Regions from separate parts of the Homo sapiens genome. Here regions 1 and 3 are each linked to region 2. A link is a contact called in ENCODE Hi-C or POLR2A ChIA-PET data. All regions are on one chromosome and are shown on one strand. Each heading gives the region's core, a stretch centred on a gene start or an enhancer-like site at or near the end of the contact. The rest is flanking DNA. Distances are from core to core; before and after follow the strand shown. Region 1 holds the start of IRAG2 (inositol 1,4,5-triphosphate receptor associated 2). Region 2 holds the start of SINHCAF (SIN3-HDAC complex associated factor). Region 3 holds the start of ETFRF1 (electron transfer flavoprotein regulatory factor 1).

What was found. A loop is a pair of places that touch in the nucleus more often than their neighbours do. ChIA-PET counts read pairs that join two places held with the same protein, here RNA polymerase II (POLR2A). Pooled maps may share reads with other maps.
Region 1: a loop to region 2 is called in a map of CD8-positive, alpha-beta T cell, with 7 times the contacts of the local background. The contact joins the promoter of IRAG2 here to the promoter of SINHCAF in region 2. A Hi-C loop is called at or near these places in 2 of 168 maps with a recorded cell type or tissue (CD8-positive, alpha-beta T cell and naive thymus-derived CD4-positive, alpha-beta T cell) and 9 of 50 pooled maps. POLR2A ChIA-PET finds 5 or more read pairs at or near these places in 1 of 52 experiments (naive thymus-derived CD4-positive, alpha-beta T cell).
Region 3: a pooled map shows a loop between it and region 2 (4-fold over the local background). The contact joins the promoter of ETFRF1 here to the promoter of SINHCAF in region 2. A Hi-C loop is called at or near these places in 4 of 50 pooled maps.

The regions. Positions count from the first base shown.
Region 1 is chr12:25,051,436-25,054,135 of GRCh38, forward strand. It overlaps IRAG2 (inositol 1,4,5-triphosphate receptor associated 2), which reads left to right and starts at 1,271. Exons shown (of 22, transcript NM_001366544.2): 1 at 1,271-1,521. RefSeq lists enhancers at 626-735, 776-1,145.
Region 2 is chr12:31,324,792-31,327,491 of GRCh38, forward strand. It overlaps SINHCAF (SIN3-HDAC complex associated factor), which reads right to left and starts at 1,359. Exons shown (of 6, transcript NM_001135812.2): 1 at 1,233-1,359. FLJ13224 (a long non-coding RNA gene) reads left to right here. Exons shown (of 1, transcript NR_026806.1): 1 at 1-1,154. RefSeq lists an enhancer at 448-1,379.
Region 3 is chr12:25,193,913-25,196,612 of GRCh38, forward strand. ETFRF1 (electron transfer flavoprotein regulatory factor 1) reads left to right here and starts at 1,325. Exons shown (of 3, transcript NM_001001660.3): 1 at 1,325-1,425. DNAI7 (dynein axonemal intermediate chain 7) reads right to left here and starts at 1,248. Exons shown (of 16, transcript NM_018272.5): 1 at 1,164-1,248. The coding sequence starts at 1,166. RefSeq lists an enhancer at 1,566-1,685.

The DNA.
Region 1 (2,700 bases), core at 21-2,520, 6.3 Mb before region 2:
ACATTTATCACCACTTTGAGTTAAGGTCCATATTCAAGTCAGATTGTTTCCAGATAATCATTGAGGTACTGGCATGTAACACACATTAAATAATCTCATCTGCTAACAGAGAGTAAGTGCATTTTTACATGTTTTAGAGATTAGAATTGGATCCAAATGAGGTGTAACGTAATGGCACCATGAGATCTGTGGTGGGGAAGGGTGATGGGGAGAAAAGCTTCAGCAAAAAGAGGACTAAAGTAGAAATATCAACCGCCAGCTTTCATCTGTGCCTGGGGGCGGTCCTTCCTGTGCTCGTGGCACGTGTTTATACTATGATTGACAACCCTTAAGGAGAAAGGCTAAGGTCATGAAACAAAGCTCTCTTTCCTTTTCTTTTCCCTCCCCCTACCTTTACCCCATTCCTTTCTTTTTCTGTAAAAGCTAGCTGTGATGTGTAAATGTTGCACCTGTCACCCTGACCTCATTGTAGAGCCATCTTCTGAGTAACTGGCAACTGGCAACTGATGCTAAGTGCTATGAATGCAGCTGGTGGGAACTGAACACACCAGTGTAAAAGATGAAACTAGAAGTCCTTATCTGTAAAGTGAGGGTGTCAGGCTAAGCGACCAATAAGCTTTGCTTAAGATTTTATATTTGTGAAGCATTTATATGTAAATACTTTCACTTTTTCCTCTGATCTCTAAGGAAGTGGTGTTAAGTTTGAGTTTGTCATAATTTCACAGGGTGACTCTTAGTTGAAATGTCACTGACAGCTTGCGGTTTGGACTTTTTTTTTTTTTTTTTTTTTTAACTCCAGTCAGAAACAACTAGAAGCCATTAAACAACTACAGGAAGATGCTGTCAACCAGGAAGGCATCCTTAGGAAGAGGCTCCAAGAAACCAGCCAACGGCTGGAGGATGTGGAGGAGCAGGTAGGGTGGCTCATGGCTACATTAGATTCAGGGGACATCTCCTCAGATGCCCTGCAAACCATGAAATAAAAATGGAGGAGGAACAACAACAACAAACAAAAAAAAAAAGCAAAGAGGAACTGCAAGTTCAGTCCCTAGCGACTAACAGTGAGCAGAGGAAGTAAAGGGGGAGTTGTAAGAGAGGCGGTATCAACAGCCTGCTGATGAAAGAGGCGACTCTGCAGAAAGAGGCAACTTGACATATCAGGACTTTAACCGCTGTAGAAATAGCTCAGGCATACCAAGCCCATGCAAACACAGAATTGCAGAAGTTCAGGAGAGGCTTATCACTTCCCTGAGAAGAAAAACACATTTTCAGTTTTGCCTGCATCATAAGAGTGAGCACTCCATTGCTTTCTTTCCTGGCCACACTGCTACAATCCAGCACTAACTATCCATGTCCAGGGTAAGGATCGAGATCGAGAAGCCCACACTGCCAGTGAAAAAGCTACGTCTTTACTGCATAAATTAGAGGAAGCAATTTCGGAACAACGGAACCTTCAAACTATAAATACTGAATTATCGAACACTTGCCAGGCACTTCAGCAGAAGACAAGGAAACTGAAGAGTGAGTAGCAAATATTCATTTATGACCCAGTTTTTGTCCACCCTCAGGCGGGGCATAGGACTACAGACATTTTTCTAGATTACAGCTAGGATATTATTCCTGAGTTTATGACAATGAAATGGTTTGAGAAGGCAATATTGTGGGGCTTTCAGAGAGGTTTGCTGAGTGGCTAGGTGCATGCATGGGTTTAACCATTAACTTCCCTTTTTGCCTTTTTATTATAAGCTGGTTTTGTCTGTGGCTGTTTTTTTCTTTTAAAATTAATTAAAACTTCTCAAAATTTCTAAAAGTAAACAAGGAGAAAAATCTAGTATGCATGGTATATTTGAACTTGCAAGTTGTTATATATTATACTCTGATTTTATTAGCTAGTTTTTTTCCTCTCATATGGTAGAAAAGGCCTTGCTCGTCTATTTTCTTTGGAAATTTTAGGGGGTTGGGCAAAATAATTATGAATTCAGTGTATATCAAAATATCAAATGTGTGAAAATTCTTTTAAAGTTTTAATGCATTCTCTACATACATCTACATACATATTTTGCATTTTAAAAATTGGAATATTTGTCATTTTTCTGTATTACCCAAAAGTATATAAACAGTTACCAGAGATTTATGTGAGAAGACAGTTGTCACATTACAGATGTCAGATTAGCTATAAAATTGTTTCATTCTAGAAACCTAATATGGTAAAAATAAACCTTACTTATTTAGCCATTTATCAGACAATTGCTTTTGTTCAGCCAGTTTCTTGTTCTAGCAGTATAAATATTCTTTTTATAGAAAGTTACTTGGTTTGAGAAATAAACATTGTTTATTTGTTAATTGTTATATAATTATAAATAATTATATATTTAATATATAAGCTTAAGGTAGGCTAGAGATGAAAAATTTCAGACTTGTGTTTGTTTTGGATTTATTGTACCCTTTCTACTATTATCTGAGAAAGCTATTTAGGAGTTTAAGAAATAGTCTAGTTTTAAAATAGCAATGGTTTGCCGGACACAGTGGCTCACCCCTGTAATCCCAGCATTTTGGGAGGCCGAGGTGGGCAGATTGCTTGAGCCCAGGAGTTTGAGACCAGCCTGGACAACATGGTGAAACCCTGTCTCTACAAAAATTACAAACAAATAAATAAATAAAACATTAAAATAGCAGTGGTTATTCAACATATTATTGTCA
Region 2 (2,700 bases), core at 109-2,608:
GACCCTCCCCTCGGGAGCAGGCCCATTTAATCAAAGTTTTGCAGTGTCCTTGATGAGAAACGCCCGGAGTATCCGCCCCGCACGGGCGGAGAGTTGGCGACTTTCACTCTGCTTTTTAAACTGGCAAGACGCCATCATCAGCAAACCACATTGTCCTGCCGGCCGGACCTGCCCGACGGCGGCCGCATCCCACGGCTCACGCGGGGCTGGACATTCGGACAAGGACCAGGGTCGCAGCCCGAAGCACGTGGTCTGTCACGTAGAGCACAAAAAGCAGTGCCCTGCGGAGTTCACTGACTCCCGCGGCGTACACAACGCCGCCGCCTCCATCTCCAGCCAAGTTGGCTTCCCTGGCCATCTTACAGCGCGGACGGCCGCCCATAAACGGGAAGCCCTCGCGGTGTCGCCCACACCTACGCTACAGGTGAACGCACCGGGAGCAAAACTTCGGGCTCCGAAAGCACCCCGGACACCAGAGGCTCTTGGGCGCGGTCCGAAGAGGGCAGGCGAGTGGAAGACGGGCTGTTTTTAAGCGACCGCGTGTTGCTCTCATTGTCGCATCCGCATCCCTCCGGAGTTGAGCAAACAACGCCACGCCGCGTGCGCTCCGGCAGAGCCCAGCACTGACCCCCAAAGGCCGATTTAAAGACCCTCGGCCGCCAGCTCGGAAGCGGATGGCAACTTAGTTTCCGAGCGAATGGCGTTTATTGTCCACCCTAGTCCGAGGGCTGCAGTCAACTAAACCACGAGGTTTCACAACGGCGCCCGACCCTGCCCGCGCCTCGCGCCCACGCGGACGCACCGACCCCGGCCGCTGCGCGGTGGCCAACGAGTCGCTTTCCTCTCGGGCCTTTCGGCCGCCGGGCTCCTTTCCGCGAGAGAACACTGCGGCGGAGAAAAGTCATTGTCACCTTCAACGTGGATCCCTCAACTCCGGCGACTCCTCAATTATGCCCAGGCTCCACTCACTTCCCCGCCCCGAGACTTTCGGTTTGCCTCAAATACCCTCCCCAATTAATAAATACACACTAAACACGAGCGTACCAAAGAACCTGGGGTCTGAAGATCACGAAAACAGCGCTCCCAACAATGCCACCTCCAAGACAAAACTTCCTGTGTGTATGTGGAAGGACGGGGGGAGGTGGGTGGAGGTGAAAAGAGAAAAAAAAAAACACTGAAATCAAAGCCTCGTGAGACAGTTTTGCACTAGAAGCATGGTGAGAGTCACTCACCTTCCAAAAGCAGCCGTTCCACGCGCAATAATGTCCCCGAGGTGCGGAGTGCACGCCAGGCCAGTCCCCCTCAAGCGCTCCCTCCTCCTCAACTGCCTTGTCTAGAAAGATAGTCTCCTGCAGTTCTGCAGTTGCTACCGCTGGCCGGGAAGGTGTAGATTCCGCTTTCCCTCTGCGCACGCGCGGCTCCCGGCACAAAATTCTCTTGAATCGAACTTATTTGCATACGGGCGCGCGCACGTTGCGGGCTGGGAGGGGGAGAAGTCCCGGCGACCGCGCGCGCTCCCGAGGCCTCTATTGTCCTTTTAAGGGGAGAAGCTCCGCGGCGCGGGAAACGCGGCGGCCAGAGGGAAACGGGGGCGGGGACTGCTTACTACGGCGGACGTCACATAAACAAACGCCCCCCCCCCCGGCTGCAGGCCGCGGCGGAGAGGGAGAGGCGAGGTGGGAAAGGGAAAGGTTAGCAACTGAGGGGAGGGCTGCGCTGCTTGGCGTGTTTTCCGCCCCCGAAGTTGTTAGGGGCACCATTGAGCGCTGAAAAATTGTTCTGAAAGCTGCTTTTGCAAAATTCTCACACCTGTCCCCACTGTCGGTGACAGAGGAGGTGGTCTTGTAAGCACCCAGACTGAATTTATACTAATCCCACGTTTCCTAAATTTTGTTTGAAGTTAGGTTTTTGAAGCTTGTAAAAAAAAAATCCTCTGGGGCCAGCAAAGGTTTAGTTTTTGTGCAGTTGTAATGAGTCGTTTAATAAAGTCCCATTTTAACACCCTAGCCATTCGCTAACTCCCGCTTGCCCTTCTCAAATAGTAACCCAACCCATAACAATCCAGTTTTTTCCTCCACTTCGGCCTTAAGATTTCAAGTCTCTCCGAATTGAATGATTGTTAATTTCCGTGGGAACAGTGCCGCTTTCTTTAAAAGACTAGGCATTGGAAAGCCAATAACCTAGGGACAGGCATACCTCCTCTAGCAGCTTGTAAAGGGTGTTCCACTCACCCAGAAATAATTCCAGTAACTGGTGGTCTTGGGAATGGAAAAAATAACGAGTGACGTACAGACTTTTCAATGCAGAATATGTAATAATTCAACAATCTAAGCGCTTTCTAGACTCCGGAAGAAAAAAACTGAAGTAACTCTTCTCAGATTGATAAGAGGAAAATGAAAACCGAATGATTGATTCGCCTTTGTCCCAAGGACACACTTAACACCAACAGGCAGAAACCCGGGGTTAATGATAGAGGGTGGGGAGAGAGGAAGGATGTTTTTCCCAGAAACTTGATATTGGTCCCAAGTTACAAAAGTGTGAAAATCAACCATAAAACTTAATCATCTGCTGACACGTTTCGCTGCTTTCACTGCAGTGTCAACAATACAGATTTAAATAGTTACTTCTGAAATGTTAATTTAATTCAACAGGCAATTCCTAGTACATACAGTATAAACCCACTTCTGAACTCCTCAACTA
Region 3 (2,700 bases), core at 75-2,574, 6.1 Mb before region 2:
CCAGGTTCAAGCGATTCTCTTGCTTCAGCCCCCTGAGTAGCTGGAATTACAGGTGCGCGCCAACACGCCCGGCTAATTTTTGTATTTTTAGTAGAGACTGGGTTTCACCATGTTGACCAGGCTGGTCTCGAACTCCTGACATCGTGATCTGCCCGCCTCGGCCTCCCAAAGTGCTGGGATTACAGGGGTGAGCCACCGCGCCAGGCCTCCACTCCCTATTTCTTCCCACCATATGTGGAAAACTCGTATTTATACTTTAAAACAGGTTGAAAAGCACCACTCTCCTTCCCTTGTTTCCCCTCACTGAAATTTCATCATTTCCAACTGTGTGTTACCCCATTTTAGATGCTTCAATTGTTACAGTTGTAAAGCTGTATTGTAATTAATTTGTTTAATCTGTATCCTATAAGCAGAGTTGTCGTCATGTTCTTCTTGGTATTCTTGGCTTCTAGCCCAGTGCCAAGTACAAAGAATGCACTCCACATTTTTCCCTTAATTAATGAATTAAATAAGTAATTACATTCTCCACTTCCTCTGGTTTTAATTATAGAAAATGTCTTGATGGAAACCACATTTAAGAAAATCAGAGATACTCTCATAGCTACATGTTGGCCTGTCTCCTTGCTGAAAACATGGCAGTTGAGGAGTGCAGAAAAACAAAATGAGAAGCCTTATCATATTTAACTAATGCAGGATGAGAACCTTGAATCACAAAACAATTCATATTCCCACAAAAGACGACATAAAATATTTTTTCAAAGCAGAGTAAATTGCATTAGCTTTTAATTAACTGCTGGAGAAGTACTAAAACATTTCCGCCAAGTTGCAATAAGAAAATTTAGTGGGAACGTCTATCACTACTGAAAGTTACTAGGTTGGGACCAATTTTCAAGCTTAGCAACATTCGAGATCAGGATACCGTGTGACAGCTTTGACCATCTCCCGTTTGCAGAAACTGGTTTGGGACTCCTACCTGTCCGCCTGGTCCAGGTAAGGAAAGCCATTGCTGAGAAGAGGGCCGACCCACCCCAAGGTATGAGTTATTTCCCAAACCGACCCGCTTCGCTGTAAAATATGACTGGCTCTTGATTACATTATTTAACACTGGTGAAGCAGAATCAGTGGTCGCCCCTCCACCTGTCTGCCTCATTTGCCTTGCTCACCATTAAGAGTCAAGCTCCACTGCAGTAGTCCGCAGAGTCGGAGCAGAAATTGTGTGGACAAACGCTCCCGGGTTGCCCGGACGACAGGCCCCGCCCACTTGAGCTCCAGGAAAAGAGCGCAGCCGCGCGGAGGCTCTTCCGGCCGGCGCCCCGCCCCCTTTACTGACAGGTTGCCCACCTCCCCCAACGCCACCCCGCTTCGCAGTAGACGGACAGAGGAGTCGTAGCGGTCGAGGCTTTTGCGGCTCCGGCGTGCCGGAAAGTGCGTGAGTGCCGCCGCCGGGGAGTTTTGTTCCATTTCCCGGATCCTGGGGTCTGGAGGCGAAATATGCTCTGGGCGAGGACCACCGGGTGTGGGAAGAGGGTTCTGAGCGTCTCCTGACGTTGACGGTTTATTTCCTAGAGTGTGTTGGGTCTTTCTGTGAGGGTTTCGAGAAGGAAACAGGCATGCGACTGGTTCATGCAGCGGACACCCGGTGGGAGGCCTGGGCCTCTGCGGTTTAATCCAGCAGGGGGATGGGGCTCATTCCGCAATTTAAAGAGAGAAATAAGTTGGCTCCAGAGGGTTGGTTATTTTAAGATTAATGACCTTCGGATTCTTCTTTCTGCTCTATTGTTTACTTTCTGTGCAGCGTACGCGTCCTTTTTCCTAAGAGCGCCCTAAACAAGAATTGAAAATGAAGCAATTCCTGGCTAAAATATTCCTTAACATGAAGATCGCTGAGGCCCCAAAGACTCATTAGTTTCCCGAGGTCACAGACTAATTTTACTAACCACACAACCTTTAGAATTTCAGTCTCCTCCCACATGAAGAAACGCCGGCACCTTACACCGACAGGAAAACTACAATTAAGTGAGGCTGTTCTCCTCAAGCCCGACTGAGTTCTCTGTAATTGTAGGGCATACCTACACCCTGTTTTAGCATTATGAGACCTGAAATACTTTTAAATTACTGGCACCATTTCTCATCTCTGAATTATAAGTTTATAATGCTCTATCCCTTCCAGTGTTATTGACTACATGCATTATTCATAGATAAGTAGTAGGACTAAGCTAGTCTTTGTGGGTTAAAGTGTTATTATCCCTATTGTAACCTGTAACTATTATAGGTTGTGTAATAGTTATTAGCATTTTACATCCATATCCTGGTAGCAAGATAAAAACATTTTAATAGCGACTTCGTACAGAGTTCTTACTCAGTTTACCATAGCTGTTTGATATGAAAGTTAAGGCTTCCTTTTAAATTAGTTTCAGTAAAACTAATGTTTAATGATAAAACACCTCAGTCAACTCAAGTTAGGATTCATCGGGGTAAGGAGATAGTTCAGTAATCCCAAGTTACCTTAAAATAGTGGGCTTTTAGAGGAAAGGCTTTACTGAAGCTCTCACTGTATCTACCCCATGGGGAACAATGATTAACAACTTTGGCCACCACATAACCCCCAGTAAAATGACAATTTTCCATTAGCCTGGAACTGGAACTGGTTAAGTCCTAACTCCTTAGCCTAGAATGACAGGGGGAAAAAACTATCAATGG